Linked DNA regions of Homo sapiens: region 1 is linked to region 2. A link is a loop called in an ENCODE intact Hi-C map of the cell type or tissue named here. Cell type or tissue: Calu3. All regions are shown on one strand. Each heading gives the region's core, and the rest is flanking DNA. Links, peaks and the distances in the headings are about the cores only. Region 1 overlaps VPS13D (vacuolar protein sorting 13 homolog D). Region 2 overlaps VPS13D (vacuolar protein sorting 13 homolog D).

Evidence for each region. Hi-C counts contacts between places; a loop is a spot of excess contacts. Peaks named below come from ENCODE experiments on the same cell type or tissue, not always from the same donor. Only the 100,000 strongest peaks of a DNase experiment are listed, where the experiment ranks them.
Region 1: a loop joins it to region 2, with 8 times the contacts of the local background. A loop is called at or near these places in 2 of 110 quality-filtered maps.

Annotation. Positions count from the first base shown.
Region 1 is chr1:12,377,373-12,388,094 of GRCh38, reverse strand. It overlaps VPS13D (vacuolar protein sorting 13 homolog D), which reads right to left. Exons shown (of 70, transcript NM_015378.4): 56 at 9,504-9,667; 57 at 8,499-8,607; 58 at 4,940-5,119; 59 at 2,722-2,835; 60 at 1,761-1,910. Among named protein-coding and RNA genes, the nearest start is that of SNORA59A, 120 kb to the left of the region's middle. In Calu3, for the core only: no CTCF peak of the experiment used is centred there; a DNase peak (open chromatin) is centred at 1,774.
Region 2 is chr1:12,450,313-12,461,034 of GRCh38, reverse strand. It overlaps VPS13D (vacuolar protein sorting 13 homolog D), which reads right to left. Exons shown (of 70, transcript NM_015378.4): 66 at 4,905-5,037; 67 at 639-834. Among named protein-coding and RNA genes, the nearest start is that of SNORA59A, 52 kb to the left of the region's middle. In Calu3, for the core only: no CTCF peak of the experiment used is centred there; DNase peaks (open chromatin) are centred at 6,284 and 7,510.

The DNA of each region.
Region 1 (10,722 bases), core at 1,672-9,671, 73 kb after region 2:
TTACTTTAAATAAGAAGAAAATAATCTTATATATTTACCCAGGTAGTTATCATTTCTGGTATTCATTACTTTGTGTAGAACAGACTTCAATCTGATACTATTTTTTTCCTTCTGCCTGATGATGTTCTTTTACATTTTTTGTAGCATGGGTCTGCTGATACCTTTCAGTACTTTAAAGATGTTGCTCATTGTCTTCCCACTCTCATTGTTCCCAAAAAGAAATCTGTTGTCATTCTTATCTTTATTCCTTGGCACATAGCATGTCTTTTTTTTCTTGTTCCTTTGCTTTAACACTGGTTTTGAGTAATTTGATTATGATGTGCCTTGGTATAGTTTCCTTCACAGTTGTGTGCTATATTCCATCCAGTGTAGTTTTCATTACATTTTAATCTCTACAAGCTTTAGTTTTTTTATGTCTTCCATATTGCTACTTAACCTTTTGAACACAGAGAATACAGTTACATTAACAGTTTTAACGTCCTCCAAAAATTCTAACATCTGTGCCAGTTGTGAATCAGTTTTGACCAATTAGTCTCCCTACTTAACCTTTTGAACACAGAGAATACAGTTACATTAACAGTTTTAACGTCCTCCAAAAATTCTAACATCTGTGCCAGTTGTGAATCAGTTTTGACCAATTAGTCTCCTCATTATATAGAAAGTTTTCCTACTCCTTTGCACACCTGGTAATTTTTGATAGGATGTCAGATATTGTGAATTTTACCTTGTTGGGTGCTAAATTGTCATATTCCAATAATCTTCTTGAGCTTTATTCAAGGATATGGTTAATTTACTTGGGAAGAGGTTGATTCTTTCGGATCTTCCTTTTATGATTTCTTAGGCAGTCTATAGCAGTGCTCAGTTTAGGGCTAATTAATCATGAGGGCAAGGCTTTCCTGAGACTCTTCCCAACGTCTCATAAATTCTTAGTTTTTCCAGTCCAGCTGGTGGGCACAAGCACTATTCCTAGCCCTGTGTGGGCAGCAGGCACTGTTCCCTCTGATCCTTTCAGATGGGTAGTTTCCTCACATACATCACTGACTAATACTTGGCTAAATACTCAAGAGGGACGGTCTATAGATCTTCAGAGTTTTTCTGTGCAGCTCTCTATGCCCAAGTGTACCATCCTATAACTATAGATACCTTGGTCTCTCTAGACTCTCAGCTCTGTTTTCTCAACTTCTCCACTGTGCTGGGTACTTGCTTGGTCTCCCCTCCCTGGAAACGTTCTCAAATTGGTAAGAAAGGCAATTACAGGGCTCAGCTCGTTTGTTTCCCACCTGTCAAAGCACTGTCCTTCATTGTCTGATGTCCAGTGTCTCAATACCATTGTCTTCTTATTTATCTGGATTCTGGGGTTGTTTCAGGTGGGAGGGTAAATTTAGTCCCTGTTACTCCATCTTGACTGAAAGCAAAGTCCAGTTCTTTAGTTTGTTCTCCCTATGACAGACCTCAATCCCTCCGAATGATGGTTAGATGACTTCCTATTGGTTTTTCTATTGGCAAGATGGTGAACCATGGGTCACCTTCCTCCATGACACCCTGACTGAGTTACCTCTAATATATGCAGAATTCTGCTGTATGTAGAAAAATTAATGAGACGAATGTAGGTAGAAACAACTATTTCACAGAATGATTTTTTGAAGGCCACAAGATATTTCCTCCAAAACATTAAAGTTCTTAGAACATCAAACATTAGATCTGGTTGGGTGATCAGCATGAAAACAAGGTGACTAACAGCTTTGGAACTTCCCCCTTACCTGTACATCCTGTATGCTGAGTTCAAGCATGTGACTGGTTGCCAGCTGTGTATAGTGCACATTGATTCCTGTAAGACTTGCAAAGACCAGTTCTTCTGGGACTTTATTAATTAAGGACAACCCAATTCCACCTTCTAACCTCACAAGCACCTGAAAGGAAACCAAAATATGGCACCCTGATTGTTTTAAACACAGCTCACAGTATCCAGGAGAGTATAAGAAAATAAAGCATTTTACATTCCTCTACTCCCGATCTCTCAGCAGATGAAAACCACTTAGGGGAGTCCTATTATTTACCTGGAGGGCTCAAATGCTATCATCTCACTGGAAGCCTTGCTTTCTAGGCATACCCTTCACCCCAACGAGAACTCCAGAGTATGTGATGATACCTCTATCAAAGGACTGATGACATTCTGCATTTCATTATAGAAATCTAATTATTTGGTAATCTTTCACCTTATTTGGGATGAAAGCTCATAATCTGTTATCCACTACACTTCCATAGCACCCAACACAGTGTTTTACACATAGGCATTTGATTTTTTCAAAAATCACTGAATAAACGTCAGATAAATATACTTTTTCATGTTCATCTCATCTTCCTTTTCAAACTTGTCACTCTCCAATCCCAAACAGAGAAAACAGAAGGAAGATGTCAGAGATGGCTGAAGCAAAAAACAAAAAATTGTTTGTCTTAAATCTTACTGAAATTCAAACAATTTAGCTTCCTTTATTGTAATAATAGTTTAGCAATGCTTACTACATGCTGATTCCACATAAACTTTGTTGTCATTTACATAATACATTCACACATTCACTGATAAACAGTAAACACTGTGAAGCGTAACTCATATTTAGAATCATACAGGATAGAAAGAAAACAGAAGGTCTAAAATACCACCAAGTAAAATTCTAAAAAACTGATGATCAAATAAATAAATTCACAATATTTAGACCTTACTTCCAATTCCTGCTCTGTATCTGGATTCTTTAATTTCTGCAGCTCTTGTTCGGTGACAGGAAGTTCATCCACTTCATATGAACGGCTGCTTTTCCGGTGGCAGAAATCTGTTATCTGAAGTCAAATAAAACACCACAAGAAGATGATTCACTCTTCCTTATTGAAACCTATTCTAACCCAGAACAACTGTGTAGGTCAAAAGTCATTATATAATCAATAATCCTATGGAAGCGAATGGTTTCCAAAGCACTGGTAAGGTAAGATTTGTGTAATAAAGAAGCAAACTTGGTTTCAAGTCTGCATGGCAAACTCAAGCTATACACCTTGAGAGCCTCACGTAGTGGGGTTAGATATCTGCAGATGATCTCAAATTATAGCTCAAGTCAAAATATGCAAACCTCAAGATCACTGCATTCATTTTTGCCTTAAGATTGTTTTTTAAAGTGGTATTGTGAGCCGGCACAGTGGCACACACCTGTAGTCCAAGCTACTTGCGAGGCTAAGGTGGGAAGATCGCTTGATCCCAGAAGTTCAAGACCAGCCTGGGGAACATAGCGAGACCCTATCTCCACAAAAAATGAAAAGTAATTAGCTAAGCATGGTGGCATGCACTTAAGTTCCAGCTATTCGGGAGGCTGAGGTGGGAGGATCACCTGAGCCCAGGAGTTCGAGGCTATAATGAGCTATGATTTTGCCACTTCCCTCCAGCCTAGGTGAAAGAGAGTGACATAGCTAAATAAATAAATAAATAAATAAAAAGTGGTGTTGTGAATTGTGATGCACTATCTCAGAGAGCTCATTGCTACATTCCAACATCTTTTTTTTCCTTTGTTCTGATTACGCTATGACCTAATAAACCCTTATCCCCATCACAGATCTCTCCCCTGGGTTTCAGAGCCATAGTTACAATGACTTATGGACATCTTCACATAGATATCACACAGTTACCTTAACTCAACAAGTCCAAAACCTAACTCCTCCCTTCCTCTGCAAGTCTGCTCCATGTTCATCCCTTAGTGATCTGGATTATCATCCTGTGAGTTGCCCAAATCAGAACCTTGGAGGCCATTACTGACTCCTTCCTCTCCCTCATTCCCACATTCAGTCACAAAATCTGCCTGACTCTACTCCTAAGTAAGCTCTCATTTCTATCCATTTCTCTCCAGCCTCCTCATGTCCACCCCTGCCACTTCTTCCAGTTCAGGCCACCATAACCCTTCATTTACATTAGTGCAAGAGCCTCCTACCTGGTATTTCACTATCTCCAGTCTTGCCCCACTCTGCTTCTCTACATTGCAGCCAGAGGAAGTGATCTAAAACAATTTTCTAATCATGCCATTCCCTGACTCCTTGTTGCCTTAGAAAAACCACAAATTCTTTAGTATGTATCTCAGACTTTTTATGATCTGGCCCCTGCTTCTATCTCCAGCCTTCTTTCTTACCACATTCTGTGTGCCACTTGGGCTGAGGATCACTCTGCTACCTGTGGGCCTTCACTAGTCAACTTCCACATCGTATGTCATTTACTTCCTATGTTTATTGGTCAATGATGGTCCATCCCCACTAGAATGTAAGCTCCAAGAAGGCAGGGAGTTTTGTCCGTTCACTGGTAAATGTTCCGTACCTAGACCTGTGCTGGCTCAAGTAGCTGCTCAGTAAATACCTGTTGATGAACATGCTTATTACTGAGGGCACAGCCCCTCCACCTGTACCTTTCTATTTGGCTAATTCCTTTCAGTTAAACTCTAGGTCTCAGTTTAAGTACTACTTCTCTTAGGAAGCTCCCCACCCTCTAAATCTGGGAATACAAATCCTTTCCATACACCCTCCACTCCTACTCTCATTAACACAATATTTTAATTATCTGATTAAGGATCTCATATCTTCTTGTTGTTAATGTTATTAAGATATTATGTTATTAATAATAATTAACAACACTATTAATATGCACTGTTAACATTATCTTGTTTAAATCTTATACTTTTTTAGGTTACCACATATTTCATTGATACTTTGTTTATACTTTACGCTTATCTTTTTGTTGTACTTTAGTTCTTGTAACAACTTTGTGAGGTAGATCCTATCCCCATTTTACAGATGAAGATACCATATCTTCATATCTGGCATAAACATGTTCAATAAGTATTTGTTAAATGAGTAATCATTGGGGGTGGAGGAAGTACAGAGTTTCACATCAGCTCTTATGACAAATTATCACCTGGAGTGCTCTAGTTGGTCCATCTGGGATGACTCTGATGGATAACATTCCAGAACCAGGTCTCATTTTTTGATTAATAAATTGTTGTTCAGGTGGAACTGGCCCCAAAAGCTCCATGGAAGTGTCAGGACCAAGAACAACTTCAGCTCCATCAAACAAACCAGAAAGTCCTCCTTTGGCCTAAAAGACATTGGAGTAGAGACATGTGAGAAAAGACAGAGGCACTGACTTTGACAAGTTAACACATCATTTCAAACAAGTTCCTAAATTTACATTCTCCTCTGGAGGGTCATGATCAATGTGCAACAAAGCCTTTACTATTTGTTCAGCTTTGCAGATGATGAAAAACAGGAGAATTACTTCAGTAAGATGAAAAGTTATGCTCATAAATTTTGGTAATTATGAATAAGAGATAATTTCATGCATAGATCAGTTTAATTCTGCCTTTTACTAGTACTAACTTCTTGTCATTAAAATAAACTTCTAAAAAAGTAGCCAAAACTAGCTGTTTCTTTGAGTATTCTTACTAGGGTTTGCTTAAAAATCTGAAATATTCTGAAAATAGAAAATAATTATTATAATCATTCAGCTTTCCAGTAAGAGGAAAATTCTTGAGTTGAAAACCTCCCCAAACAGGCCTATGGCTGGACAACCAATCCAAATACTCAAAAGATGGTGTTTCTTCTAGAATGGAATACAGAGTTGAGAATGTCACCTGATACCCAGTTATTCAGGCTGTTAAAAGAAAAACTTCAAGCCAGGCGAGGTGGCTCAGCCTGTAATCCCAGCACTTCGGGAGGCCAAGGCGGGCGAATCATCTGAGGTCAGGAGTTTGAGACCAGCCTGGTCAACATGGTGAAACCCTATCTCTACTAAAAATACAAAAATTAGCCAGGCATGGTTGCAGGCAACTGTAATCCCAGCTACTCAGGAGGCTGAGGCAGGAGAATCGCTTGAGCCCGGGAGGCGGAGGTTGCAGTGAACTGAGATTGTGCTATTGTACTCCAGCCCGGGCAACAAGAGCGACACTTTGTCAAAAGAAAAGAAAAGAGGAAAAGGAAAAAGAAAGAAAGAAAAAGAAAGAAAGAGAGAGAAGAAAGGGAAGAAAGAAAGAAAGAAAGAGAAAGAAAGGAAGGAAGGAAGGAAGAAAGGAAGGAAGGAGAGAGAGAGAGAGAAAGAAAGAAAGAAAGAAAGAAAGAAAGAAAGAAAGAAAGAAAGAAAGAAAGAAAGAAAAGAAAAGAAAGAAAAAGAAAAAAAGACAGACTGACTGACTTCAGCCGAATTAAATTTAAAGGGGTTTAATTGAGCAATGAACAATTCACAAATCAGGCAGCCTCCAGAATCACAGCAGATTCAGAGAGACTCCAGGGATGCCTCGTGGTCAGAACAAATTTATAGACAAAGAAAGGGAAGTGATGTACAGAAGTTGGAAGTAAACAGCTGGATTGGTTACAGGTTGGCGTCTGCCTTATTTGAACACAGTCTGAACACTCAGCCATCTGTGAGTGGTGGAAGTATGGCTGCTGTGACTGGCCAAGTCTCAGCTATTGTTACAGGCACATACTCCTAAGTAAGGATTTCAATCTTGCCTGCCGATTACTCTAGGTTACAGTTGGTCCACAGGGATTCAATTATAGAAGTACGGAGTCCTTCTCAGGCCATATTTAGTTTGCTTTAACAAGGCCTTTGGAGGAAAACACCTTGCTACATGCCCCAAGTAAATCGAGTCTACAGGATTATGGCTGTGGGAAAGCAAACACAAGGCTAGAGAAGACAATGGCAAAGAGTGTCTAAATCCCCTTTGTTAACTTTTAAATATTGACTCATGAAAAGCAAACTTTGAGCAGGGTTTATAGTACAGGTTTCAACACAAAGAAAGCTTTTTATAGCTATTATAAGTTTAGAAAGAAAGAGCATATACAACCTAATAAGAGCAGTGTCAGAAAATGTTTTAATGTCTTCAATGACTTTATTCAGCATAATAAGATTGAAACAAGCTTACTTCCCTAACCAAAACACATTCTGCTCTGCTGAATACTGTTATTATACTGTCACTAACAAGCAGGGAAATGATGAAATAGATTCACAAAACAACAAACACCAAAAAAAGATTTTAAGGAAGAAAATGCTCCAAGAGCATTGGAATTACATGGGCTTTAGAAACAAACTAGAAGTGAAGTCAGGGTCAGACATGAAACCCACCAATTATAACAAGCCCTCTTTGCCTCTAGAAGTTTGAATTGTATTGCTAATTGAAAATCACAAATCCATTCCAGATGTGTGCTACATATAAGTAAGCAGCTTGTCTTTGATGAAAAAAGCTCAGGGCGATAGAGATAAAGAAAATAAATCTCACCAAAAGCAGTCAGAGGCTCCTTACAGTTTTTGCAAACTGCCCTGGAGTACAATCTAAGTACACTCAGAGTTCTCTATCAAGAGTCTGATAGTCTCCTGTTTCCCTTTTGTGTAAAATCCCAGGCTGGACAGAACTGCACACACAATTGCAGGTGCTAGTCTACTGCATGTCCAAACCTCCTAGACACCTTCCTACTTCTCAGACCCCTGTTCTCATTCCCAGCCTGAAGCCAGAAAGGGCAGAAAATCCAAACCCTTGGTAATTTGCCAAACACATATTTGCTTAGAAAGTAGCTGGGAGTTTATCATGAGGTAGACTGGCTGAGGAGGAAACTGTCCAGCAATCTTCATTCTGACATTTGCTACAGCAATTCAATGCTTATTTAGGCCAAAATGAACAGAATCAAGAGCATGTAGATGCCTGGCGAATGCTCACCATGTCATAGAACCCTTTACAGAGGACTTGCAGCTATGCCATTAACTTCCCAGGTCTAAATCTAATTCATCTAACTTAGTGCTGGACTTTTAAAATTACATAGGTAATTTTTTTCTTTTTAAAATTACATAGGTAATTTTTTTCTTTTTAAAATTACATTGGTAATATATGACATCAAAGAAAAAGTCCAGGTAAGCCATGAAAAACATATCTTATCATCCAGGGCAATCACTCTTAACACATGTATTGCATACCATCTCCAAGAACTTTTCCCATGTAAACATACACAAATGCGGGGCTGGGCGCGGTGGCTCACGCCTGTAATCCCAGCACTTTGGGAGGCCAAGGCGGGTGGATAACGAGGTTAGGAGATCGAGACCATCCTGGCTAACATGGTGAAACTCCATCTCTACTAAAAAATACAAAAAATTAGCCGGGCGTGGTGGCGGGCACCTGTAGTCCCAGCTACTCGGGAGGCTGAGGAAGGAGAATGGCGTGAACCCGGGAGGCGGAGCTTGCAGTGAGCCGAGATTGTGCCACTGCACTCCAGCCTGAGCGACAGAGCAAGACTCCACCTCAAAAAAAAAAAAAAATACACAAATGCACAACAAAACTCTGACTTCCTTTTAACTAAAATGGAATAGAATAAGTATTGCTCTGTAACTAGTTTTCCCACTGAACAATTCATCATGTATAACTTAGTAGAGACTTTGTTTCAAAGAAGGCTCAACCACTGCTTGCTGCAATTGGGGATCAAAAACGACTGACCTGGACGACCAACCCATGTAACCCACAGGTCAGTTTTCCTTCTCGGAAACTCCACGTCTGAGTTGTGCTTCGCCTGCGGTCAGGCTTTCTCAGCATCAGTGGCTCGTATCTGGAAAACGGAATACACAATGAACCATGAAACCTCCGAGTCAACTGTTTCACGCCTGAAGGGAACATGAGGATGATGGCTTTGCTCTTCTTCCTTCTAATGCCCTCCACCCTTAAAACTGAATGGGTAGTTAGCTTGAATCCTAGGGCAGTTAGGTATCTCTTGATAAGAAAAGAGGAATAAAGCAAAATGGAAAAACATGAAGAGGGGACACAAAGTAAGACATTAAAGATTTCATAACACACAGTAATATGGCTTCTTGCATTCTCAAAACGGCAACTTACCATGCAGTATGGAAGGAATAGCTGCTAAATACATGTAAAATCTTTCCAACAGTCTTTTTTCTGTTGTATTTCTAAATTCTTTTCTGTTCTAACTTGTAAGTCAACTAAAGTTTTTCTGGAAATAAGGTATTAACTGAAAACACACTGATTTTTATGGAGAAACTAAGGCACAGGCAAATCAAGTAACTTATTCAAACTTAAAGAGCTAATTTGAATCCAAGGATTTATTCATAAAAATACATCTGATTATTCTCTTAATAATTAATTTCTGCTTTTGAAGGATTTGACAAAGTTATTAGGAAGATGTAAAAAAGAAACTACTTCCTCAGAATAAGGACGGACTGGAATTTGGGTGGAAGAAATAATCACTTTTCACATTATACCCATTTTATTGTTTGAAGTTTCTTAACATCTGCATGGGTATTTCATCAAAGCTTAAAATATTTAAAGGGAAAGCCCAATACTCATATTTGGGAATATGACAGGTTTTTGTCATTGAAAAAAATATACATTTTTACTTTATTTATAGAACTCTTAGTTTTTGTTGTAGATTTCCTCTGAGTCTGAATTTGAAAGCAATGAGCTTGAATCAAAAGTTGCCTAGAAAATTACCTGTTGTCAGTCACTGCAGCGAGACCAGCAATATCTAAGATGGCAGACCCCTCGGTGGAGCGGGCGGCTGAGGGCTTATTGGGATTGTGAGGAACTGAGGAGCCCTCATGGGCCAGCATTCCTGTTCCTGTCATCCTCCACAGCTGAGAACGCTTTCCTGGTTCCTGTTAAGTAGGTACAAGCAAAAAGAGAAAGAGCCATTATGGGCAGCCACAGCTAGCTCCTCACTTCAAGAGCTTCCTCTAGGGCTAAATAAGTTCTCATATAGGAAGTTTATTTAGACGTTTTCCACATTATATAAATGCTTAATTCAAACTTTCATGGTTATCTATCTTTTGTTGTTCTTAGGGTAAAATATGCTAACCTCTTGAACCAAACAACCAAACATTACAAATAATGTGCATTTTAACAAACGTATTATTTTCATAACCGAGTTTTTTTCCTTTTTTAGAAATTAGAAACAAATGGCGGGGCAGCCTCCTACACTAGCTATACTGCCATGATCACTGCCATTCCAGATGATGACCGTCCGGTGCCCTTACCTTAAAGAAGAGTGCAATTACATAAAGACTATACGATATGCTCAATATCTGACTTTGAATCAGAATTTACCAGAGGTCTTCCTCCCCGTCCCGAATGTTTATAAGGAAAGCGTACTATATTGATGGTGTCCAATTTTCATGAATTGATTGTATCACAAGTGTTAAGTTGGTTGTATTCAAGGTTATGCTAATTGATTGCTAGTAATTCTTTTTTTTTTTTTTTTTTTTTGGGATGGAGTTTCGCTCCTGTTCTCCAGGCTGGAGTGAAATAGTGCGATCTCGGCTCACTACAATCTCTCCTCCTGGGTTCAGGCGAATTCTCCTGCCTCAGCCTCCCGAGTAGCTGGGATTACAGGCATGCACCATCACGCCTGGCTGATTTTTGTATTTTTAGTAGAGACAGGGTTTCGCCATGTTGGCCAGGCTGGTCTCAAACTCCTGCCCTCAGGTGATCTGTCTGCCTCGGCCTCCCAAAGTGCTGGGATTAAAGGCATGAGCTACCGTGCCTGGCCAGATTGCTAGTTCTAAATATATTTTCTCTTTAGAAATATTTTGGAAACAGCAGTTGGGCTTCCAGGTCAATCATGAAAGTCTATATAATCCATTATATACTAGAAGTCATAATACTTACTGAGAACTTACTATGCGCTAGACATTGGTCCATAAGACTTACATAA
Region 2 (10,722 bases), core at 1,378-9,377:
GAACCATATGGGCTGTCCCTGATTTCCAGTCTCAGCTGGTATCAAGGCCAGACAGCAATCCCACAGCAGAACTGCTGACCTGCTGGGGGGATGGGGGGTGGCACTTTTCTTTATGGGGTTGGGGCTGATACTTTCAAGCGGAAGGAAAATTAAGAAGGAACAGACCCACATGGTGAACAACAACAGTGGGGATTCTAGAACTATATCACGGGGTGTAGGAGTAAGAACCAGACTACAATCTGACAGTTTTCTTCATAGGCATGTGGGGATCCAGTTGGCTTGGTGAACAGAAGAAGCTTCTAACAGTTTAATCCTAATTCTGACCTCTCTAATGGAGAAAAATAACATAATATAGTTATACATACTTATATATAATATGCTATATATACATACATATATAAAATATATAGCATATATAAAATATGCTATATATATATTTATCTGAAAAAATTCATGCCAGGTTTCTGTACCTCATTTTCATCTTTTTATATTAGGCAGATCAGAAATTTCAGTTACAAGTATTTGAATTAAAAACCCTATAACTAAGAAAGTGCACAATTAAACACATCAGTATGGATTAGGAGAAGCAGCAGACCTAGGCTGGAAACTGCAAAAGCCATTCTTCCCACACCACTGACCTGGGGCCGCTGAGTGTGGCTGTGTCTCTCACCGCCTGGGCTGTTTCTGATGCAAAATCCAGGGCGCCTGCCACTGGCTTGGTTACAGTGCCAACAAGCCCTTTTCCAAGGCCAGATATGAAACCGCTGACACCCCCTTCTGTTTTCACACCTTCCACTGTCGAAGTTATAACACTGGTCAGTCCACCAATGATACCTAGTGAAAAAGACAAGGGCTGTTGTAACCTGACGAGGACAAAAGCAAAAGCATTTAAAGCCAAACCCCTTGATTATGGAATGATAACTTAAGGCCATTCTATTAATCTCTGTGCCAGAGAGGCCACAGACAGGCCAACTCACAGAAGAGGATCCTGCAGATTTGCCCATTAAGTCCAGAGTCAGAGGATATATGTTACATGTTAGTCAGAAGTAAAGTGTGCTCCAGTTCAAAAAAAAAAAAAAAAAAAAATCAGAGAAAAGCTGAGAGGTTAACAGTGGCCAATTTTTCGATCCCAGAGCTTGGGCAGCCTACGGACGATCAGGAGAGGATACAGATAGAGGATTAAATCAACAGGAGACTAGAAAATTGGGCCTTCGGGGAAAGTTTGAAGATGATGGCATCCTATGAAATATAAGGCAGAGGCTGGGCGCAGTGGCTCACGCCCATAATCCCAGCACTTTGGGAGGCTGCGGCGGGCAGATCACGAGGTCAAGAGATCGAGACCATCCTGGCCAACATGGTGAAACCCCATCTTTACTAAAAATACAAAAATTAGCTGGGCGTGGTGATGCGTGCCTGTAGTCCCAGCTACTCGGGAGGCTAAGGCAGGAGAATTGCTTGAACCCAGGAGGCAGAGGTTGCAGTGAGCCGAGATCGCAGCATTGCACTCCAGTCTGGCGACCGAGCGAGACTGTCTCAAAAAAAAAAAAAAAAAGAAAAGAAAAGAAAGATATCTAAGGCAGAGAGAGATAACTAAATGTAGTTGTTCCTTAGTATCCATGTGGGATTGATCCAGGATCCCCTGCAGATACCAAAATCCTAGGATGCTCAAGTCCCTTACATAATGTGCTGTAGGTGTTTGCATATAACCTACACACACCGTCCTGTATACGTTAAATCACCTCTAGATTATTTATTGTAGCTAATACGATGCCCACATATCACTTCATTTGTGTGGAGTCAATACAGTATTTGAAACGTGTGGCAAATTCAAATTTTGCTTTCTGGCACTTCGTGAAATCTTTTTTCCCCCCAAATATTTTCCATCCATGGTTGGCTGAATCTGTGGATATGGAGAGCTGATGGTATACATTTGCAATTTTCAAAGAACACTATGGGGGTGACTGGCCAACCCCACTGGATGCTTGAAATAAGGTAAAAGCTACTGCATGCTTTGATGAAATTCGGTATCGGCGATTATATAAAACCTTCATGAAGAGCACCCCAAAAAGCTGTGAAAGCTGGCTGGGACCCTCAATGGAGTCAGTTCAAAAGACCAATCCAGGTCAAAAAGGCATTCCAAACATTTTGCAAGTTGACAGCAATGGCTGAAAACACCTTAGAAGAGGCCAGAAGCTGGCAGAGGCTGAAGAGGTCACAGTCACTGAAGGGAAGAGGCAGCCCGTCTAGGGAGCATCTCCAGGACCTGTGCCAGGGACACTCACAGGATGTTTACCCTCTGACAGTGGGGTGTGAGGAAGCTCTCTAGACTCTTCAGCTCTAGTGAGACAAATTGGTAAAGGAAACTCCTTGGGTGAGAATGTACTAACAATTCACAACATTTCTTTTGGATTCTGGGTAAATTTGCTCCAGTGAGGCAATATCTCTTTCCCAAACTTTTTTTTTTTTTAGAAACAGGGTGTCCGTCTATCACCCAGGCAGGAGTGCAGTGGCATGATTACCGCTTGCTGCAGCCTTAAACTCCTGGGCTCAAGCGATTCTCCCTCTAGGTCTTCCAAAGTGCTGGGCTTACTGTCCTGAGCCACTGCACCCAGCCCTTTCCCAAACTTTTGAACAAAGTTTTTGGCAGAGCACACACAGAACAGGAATTCAGACTGGGACCTGAGAGACAGAACATGACTGAACCTGGGTCCAGCAAGGCCTGCAGAGAGAACTGAGCACAATTCCCATTTCTTACATCAAGGGGATTGAGTGGATTCTGGTTCTTATCACCTTCTAAAGGTCTTTTCATCCTAAGGGAAGACTCTCACTCTAGGATACTGCCTTCGTATAACCCAGAGCTCAGTGGATCCTCTTTGGATGAAGCCATTGGCTCCTGGAGAGGCTGTACATATTATAGGAATGATTCTTGATGGGAGGTGATTTTGCAACTTTGAACCAATCATGCATTTTCTCAGCACATTTGTGTGTTCATCCAGAAAGTGAGGAGAGCCATGCTCTCTCCACGTCACAAGGATGCTGGCCAGATAAAGGCCACCACACATAACAAAGCATTTTATATTCATTTTAAAAGTCTTCTAAGAGTCCAATGTACTGTCATTACCATTACGAGAAAGAATGATTAAACCTTAACCCCAAATGATTGCCCAACAGTCAACTTTTAAAATCCATAAACAAATTACTTTCAGCCAAATTTCACTTCTGGCCTGACGTCTCCTTAGGGACAGCTCCCTTTACGGTTGGGCAGCCTTAGGAAAAGCAAAGGCATTTTGATCCAAATCTCACCATTAGGAAAGCTGATAAACAAAAACTCTATTCTAAACGTGTCCTAAGCACAAATAGAAATATAATATTTTACTGTCTATATTCCTTCCTCTTCTTCCAAATGCAGATAATTAATACTGATCAGTCTTGATATGACTCTGATAGCTTTGGATGGTTCCTAAGGATCTGGTACAAAGAGTTTAATTTACTAAGCCTTACTATGCATGAGCTATGTGCCAGGTGTCATGTGAGGTACACAAGGAGAAAGGTGAATGCAAAGTGGTCCTTCTCCCCTCCTCACATTCTCAATCTATCAGATGTACACAGCTGGTGACATACACAACCCAGACTGTGCTCTGTCATTAACTCTAACAGGGACAATAGAGCTGGGAAAATGTATTGAGTTGGGACTTACAGGCTGAGTAGGATTTTGATAGACAAGGAAATGAGGCAGAGGAGGGAGAGCAGAAGGACCATGTGTGAGCAAGGACTTGGAAGCACACCTGGGAAGCAGTACATAGCTGTGTGTGGCCAAAGTGCAGCATGGCTGAAGGATGGTGGTTGGAAAATTGGCTGGATTTATAGTTCCAAGGGCCTTGGATGCCGTACTAAGAAATTGTTAAGAAAAATGCAACAAAAGGCAAATGACTCAGAATTAAAGCATTAAAAGAATTCAAAGTCAGAGACCAAATGCATTCATGCCATCACCAACATCTCTTAGGCAAATAAATTTATAATTTTAGTGAATGCACATTTATGTAAAACTAAAAAACACCTGGGCTACAAACCTGGCCACAAATTCCTCATTTCAATTTCTTTGGAAGGAATGATCAGTAAGGAGAAGGCAGAGGTTACAATTCTAAGAGAAGTAGCAGCTACAATTCTAAGAACAGGTCTGGTTGATTACACCTTATGATACTTTGGGAACAGAAGCCAGAGAACGAAAAGGAATTGCAATGTGCACAACATTCAGAAAGCGAATGAGGAGTTCTCACCGGCTGTCGTATTTCAACTGCAAGGAGGATAAAGTAAGAGAGCTTGGAAGGCTATCAGGTACGCCAACACAGGATTTCCTCTGTTGTCAGCCTTTTCTTTTTTTTTTTTTTTTTTTTTTTTGAATTGGAGTCTTGCTCTGTTGCCAGGCTGGAGTGCAGTGGCACGATCTCAGCTCATTGCAACCTCTGCCTCCAGGGTTCGAGCAATTCTCCTGCCTCAGCCTCCCGAGTAGCTGGGACTACAGGCATGTACCACCACGCCTGTCTAATTTTCGTATTTTTGATAGAGATGGGGTTCCACCATGTTGGCCAGACTGGTCTCAAACTCCTGACCTCAAATGATCCACCCGCCTCGACCTCCCAAAATGCTGGGATTACAGGATTGAGCCACTGTGCCTGGCCTAATTTTTGTATTCTTAGTAGAGGCGGGGTTTCACTGTGTTGGCCAGGCTGGTCTCAAACTCCTGACCTCATGATCCACTCTCCTAGGCCTCCCAAAATGCTGGGATTACAAGCATGAGCCACCGCGCCCAGCCCACCTTTCTTTTTTTATAGCTGCAATCAGATTGATACAAAGGCGCCTCTGAGGACCAGCAGCAGCAGAGCCTGATGTCACCCATGACTTACCATGAGCCAGGCCATGGATGCCGGCTACAAGGTGTTCACCACTTGTGGCTGCATGGTACCTGATGTACTCCCGCTCTGACTGATGCCGATTGTCCATCGTCTTCCCTAAGCCATCTGATAATGTTCCAGCAAACTAGAAGGAGTTAAAAGCAGGAGAAGAGTTTTAAAGTCTTGGCACTATTTTTACTATTTGAATTACTTTAAATAAATTTAAATTAAATACAATTAGATAAGCCCATGCTGGTCTGTAGTGGTGTGATCTCATCTCATCACAACCTCCGCCTCCCAGGCTCAAGTGATTCTCCTGCCTCAGGCTCCCGAGTAGCTGAGACTACAGGTGTGTACCACCACACCTGGCTAATTTTTGTATTTTTAGCAGAGATGGGGTTTCACCATGTTGGTCAGGCTAGTCTCGAACTCCTGACCTCAAGTGATCTGCCCACCTAGGCCTCCCAAAGTGCTGGGATTACAGGCGTGAGCCACTGTGCCTGGCCAATAATTTAAATATAAATAAATTTAAATATTTTAAATGCAGTTACCTATACTGTCTGCCCCAGGTTGAGTGGTTCTCAAAAGGACTGGACACATACCAATTGGGGGATGCATACAATGGAGGACACTAGGCTTTGCAAAGCAACTACTAAAAATCTTTAATGACATTCACTTTCCAGAATACTACTCCAAATTTACTGAAAAAATCAGAGGTATAACAAAATAGTCTTGAGGGAGAAGTGAGCTTCAGGACTGTATCATGGTAAGAACATAGGCTCTTTGCTCTAAGAATTAGTGGAATTCAAAACAGGAAATGTGTCAGATTGTTGCTTTAGGGTTTGGTATCAAATATTTGGAGACATCAAACTCCCTCCAGTAATGCTGTCTTTCATTTATTCAATAATTACTGAGTACCTATGAGGTGCCAAGCTCCATTTGTCAAAAGCCAAAAACGAAATCGATGGAAAGATTAACAGGTTAGGTCACCGTTCATAGGAGGTGGCAGACTTGAACTCATGATTTCAAATGCAAACCCACCCTTTCCACAATTCAGAGATTTTATTTATCCTGGCATACTTTAACCAGAAAAGCTGTCTCATCCATCAAAGCTGGGATAAAAAGGACATAAAACTCTGTTTTGTCACAAGACAATCTGAAAAGGTTTAAAGTGACAGTTAATAAACCACAGAGTACTTATCCTCATCATTCAGGCATAAAAAGAGAAGGATATCAAATATATAATTAACCTTCTCAGGAAGGATCTACCAAAACAAGTGGTTTAAGTGCCAATGACCCAGGACTAACCTCTTAGAAAACTCACAGGAATGTTCCTTAGATACAAGGCTCAGGGGAAAGCCTCAAGGCAAGCTGCCTGCCTGGAAGGCCCAGGAACTGGGTGGCCATCTAGGGGCCTATTTCATTCTCCTTTGGCAAGGGGGTTAGGGTGCGTGTTACACAGATCAGATCTGCCCTGGAAACCTCAGTCATGAGGATTCTTGACACATGTGACAGTGAGTTCTGGGCACAGAAGAGGGACTAGTGAACACAGCAGCAATTCCATGTAAAGCAACAGTTCCTGGAAGAAGCTATGGGAAGACTCATGCCTTTTACTCAGTCCAAATATTTTACAACCTAGGGCAGTGATTCCTGACCTTTCTGGAGATGTAACCCCTATCATTATTTGTTTGCTTTCTGCCTTGCCTTCCATATCACTGCCTGTCTAATGAGAGAATTAAAGTTAATGAAAATTAATAACTTCCTTTAGGACAACTGGAAACACCACACGACGCTGCAAAGCTAGCACCGTGAATCACTAAGGAGTGGCTTCAGTCAGAGACCCCATCTGAGAGTTACCACAGTATAGGAGAAGGGCCACAAGCTGGGGCATCTGACCAAACTTCAGTCCTCCCTCGACCATTCTGGTAACTACATGACCCTGAGCGAGGTCACCTACCTCTGAGCCTCCTCTGCATCTGGAGAATAGCCAGAGTACCTACTTTGTCATGTGGCTGGAAGCATTCATGACAATGGCTCGGGGGCCTGGTATCTAGTTAGCATTCTTACTGTTCTTATTACTCTGCTACTAGTCCAAGGAGGAACATGCCTGCAGCGTTTGAGGGAAGCCTGTCAAAGGTTTAGAATTATGGTCATTTGCACTATAGTTTAACATAATAAAATCCTCTCTTTCCAGCAGATAAACACCAGCCTCCCAAGTAAGTTTTTGGAGTGGTACCACTTACAAAATTAGAGTGTTGGACTCTACGATTTCCAAAATCCTTTCCAGCTCTGGCACTGTGTGACCTACAACCCAAGGTAGAATGTCTTTACTAAATACTTCCTCTGAGCCCAGGACAGATTTAGGTACTGCTGAAGAACACAAACAAACAGCAGCCTTGAACCCTGCCCTCAAGAACTGACAGTCTCTTTGAGAAGGTAACAATCGTATACACAAAACAGTCAGCAGGAACCCAGGACACAAACTACACAGAAAGGAAATGTGACCTTTGTTTTGGAAAGAATCAATAAGAGTGCCTGCTATGTTTAGAATTATGTAGGCTGCCAGCGTTCTTCAGGTTCCAGACAAAAACGTGTCTCTCTGGTGCCCCAGACGCTGTGAGAACCACAGTTAAGTGACGCGTGCCCATGTCCTGTGTGTCTCCAGGGGACACATCTCCACCTGAAGAGACCCAGGAGCACCGCAGCCAATTCAGGGTCTTATTCAGGTCTTTCCTGTTTCTCTCAAGCTCTTATATTCTTTCTAAGAGCTTACATTCTCTTTCTTGGAAGACAGATAGGGTAAAGTGCTCTTTACCTATCGCTGGCAGCTAACTAGGAGGAAGTTAAAAATCCTATAATACTCCCCCACCAAGAGAATATGGGAGAATAATCTAGGCAGAATACCCAATATCACTCCCTCTTCTTCTACTCCCATCAATTAATATCCAAAGTTGATGAGTGAGCCTATGCCAAAAGCTTAATTTCCAACTAAGTCTGCTGTGGCAGCCTCAGCTCCCCAGCACCAACTGGGTCCTGGGTGTTCTCTATACAAAGACAATGTATTGACCCAAGGAGGATGGGATGAGATGACCTAAGAGATCACTCTTCCCTCTAATGCTGGATTCTTCCGTAAGATGAAGACCTTTGCCATGGAAAGGTACCTACACCTATCTCAACTTACTGTAGGACTTCTGTCTGAATTCCTGTTTCTCTGTCCATAAAAAATTGCTTATGCAAGCCAACTGGACTTGTCCTTTGCCACTTGTTAACAGTCAACCATTACAAAAGTCTTCACCCCTAGAAATACAGCTTTGAGAACCCAGAAAACTTGAGTAGATGTTGAAATCTATGATCCAACCAAACCTGTATTGATGAGTAGTTAATCAGATTTTACTGGGAAAGACGTTTTACAGAAACTAAACCAAAGCCAGCCAAATGATGGATACAGTGGTAAAGGCAGGGCCCTGGGCCAGTTCACTGCACTCTGAGGATTGAATCCAGGCTACCATAAAGCATGTGGCCTCCTTTTACTATGGAGGCATTTAGTTAGGCATCCTTAATTCTACCCCATTCCCCACCTCAGTGGGAAGGTAAGTCCTGCCCAGCCATTATTTCTCCCTCAAAGACAGCAGAAAACAAGTGGGCTGTGGAGGGAGGGAATTCCAGTGGTGCTCATCATGGGTGCCCTCTGGCCTTGCTCTTCTCTGAAGCTTGGAAGCACTATTTTACCCAGGTCCTTGACTTTGAAGATGGTCATCAAAACAGGGCAGAGATACCCAAAAGAGCTACACCATCATGTAGGGAGTGACTGGCCCAGGCCATCCTTCATGATCCCATCCTCCCACTGTCTTGTGACAAGTAAAGCCTGGAGATAGAGGTCCAGATTATTCAGACGAAGGAAAAATGAGTCCCGATATGAGCAAGTACAAATCCACTACACACCCAGTCAACCAAGCAATCCAACATGTGCAGAAGCCCTACTTGTACGGCAGGCTAGAGACAGAGAATCAGAAATCAGAAGTGGTTTCTGTCTCTTGCCTTCAAGACCTCAGTAGGGAAGTATGGATGTGGCATAATAGAAAGATAATCACACCTGAGTTTGAATTTTGACTGTGACACCCAACAGCTATGAGATCACAGACAAGTAACCTTTGCGGGCCTCTGTTTTCCTCCTTTTCAAAATGGGGATACAAATATTCCCTACAAAGATGCTGTAAGGATTAGGTAATACATGTAAAGCACATAGCACAGAGCCTGATACATATGAGACATTCAATAAAAATAGTATTATGTTATCTAAACTTTGACTTCTTTATATGCAAAATGGGAATAATCAGATTCTGCAGGACTGTCTTGAGGATTCAGGGATAGTGTGCACGTAAAGCATCTGGCATGGCATATCCCCCCAGCAAAGCGGAAGCTATCTGCAGCAGGGCATAACAGCACCAGGGTGTGCTAGGCTTCTAAACTGGGAAAGCGACTAGCAACTGGAAGGTAATCTGCAGACAATTTGTAACTCTTTGGTTATAATACCTTAACACCAGAAGGAGCATTTGCAGAGACTTAAGTCTGCCTACCTCATTTTGTAGCAATCTCAAGTCCACAAAATACTTAAGGCTTCAAGTGCATGTTGTTCTAGCTAAAATGAAAGGTTCCAAGGAACAAAATGTCCTTCAGAAAATCTAGTGTTACACTCACAAAGACAATGATTTTCCCCTTCCTTTCACTTCAACACATGCCATACTTGTGAATTCTGGCCACAGTCCAAAGTCATTAACTTCTATAAAGCAATATTTTCAGCAAGGGGGTAAAAATCTCAGAAGTACTTCAAGATGCCAGTTCTACTGAATAGCTAACACACACTCTGTCAACACCCTCCTTCCCAAAATAATCTCATTGTCTACACAAATGGAGACACTGCAAATTAGCCTGGGTTTGGGGCCTGGCTCCGAAGGGTTGATTTTCTAAAACTGAAATTCAAGTAGACACTGGAATGGGGCAAGGGAAAAAATTCACACTGTGTTCCTCTGTTCTGTCTGATCAGTTTACCTGACCCTTTTATGATCTTCAGCAAGCATGGGGTGCCAAAGGCATTTGGCCAGTGTAACAGGAGCTGGGGCTTGAATTTCTCTCCCTTCTCTTGGGTTCTTCTTTCACAGTTATTTACCTAATGGAAATTTCCTCTTTAATATCTTTGCCTCACTGAGTAATTGCTGGTGGCAGTATCTTCCTTGTCACCAGGGAAGATGGTAACCAAATACAACAGGAAAAGAGAGAAGTGGCAGGACTCCGTAGTGTGATGGAGAAGTTTTATATTCTTCCAAGTACAGATGCTCCTTGACTTATGATGGGATTACGTCCGGGTAAGCCCATTTTTAAGTTGAAAAGGCTTTAAGTAAAAATGAATTTCATACACCTAACATATCTAAACATGCCCGGAACACTTACATTAGCTGACAGCTGGGCGAAGTCATCTGGCAGCAGGGCCCACTGTAGAGTATTTGTTCCCTCTTCATGATCACGTGGCTAACTAGGAGCTGCGGCTGCCCTAGTGCCCAGCACTGCGACAGAATCGGATCACATGTCACCAGCCCAGGAAGATCAAAACTCAAAATCTGAAGTACAGTTTCTACTGAATGCATATAGCTTTTACGTCATCGTCAAGTCAAAAAATTGTAAGTTAAACCACCACAAGTCAGAGACTATACAAGGTTGTACAGCTGCAAACCTCAGCTACCAGCACAGCTCTAATTCTAATCAGCATTGTCTGCAATAAGCTATGTCTGAACTCATAAATTTGGAAAACCCAACTATCTATTGTGCCTCTAAG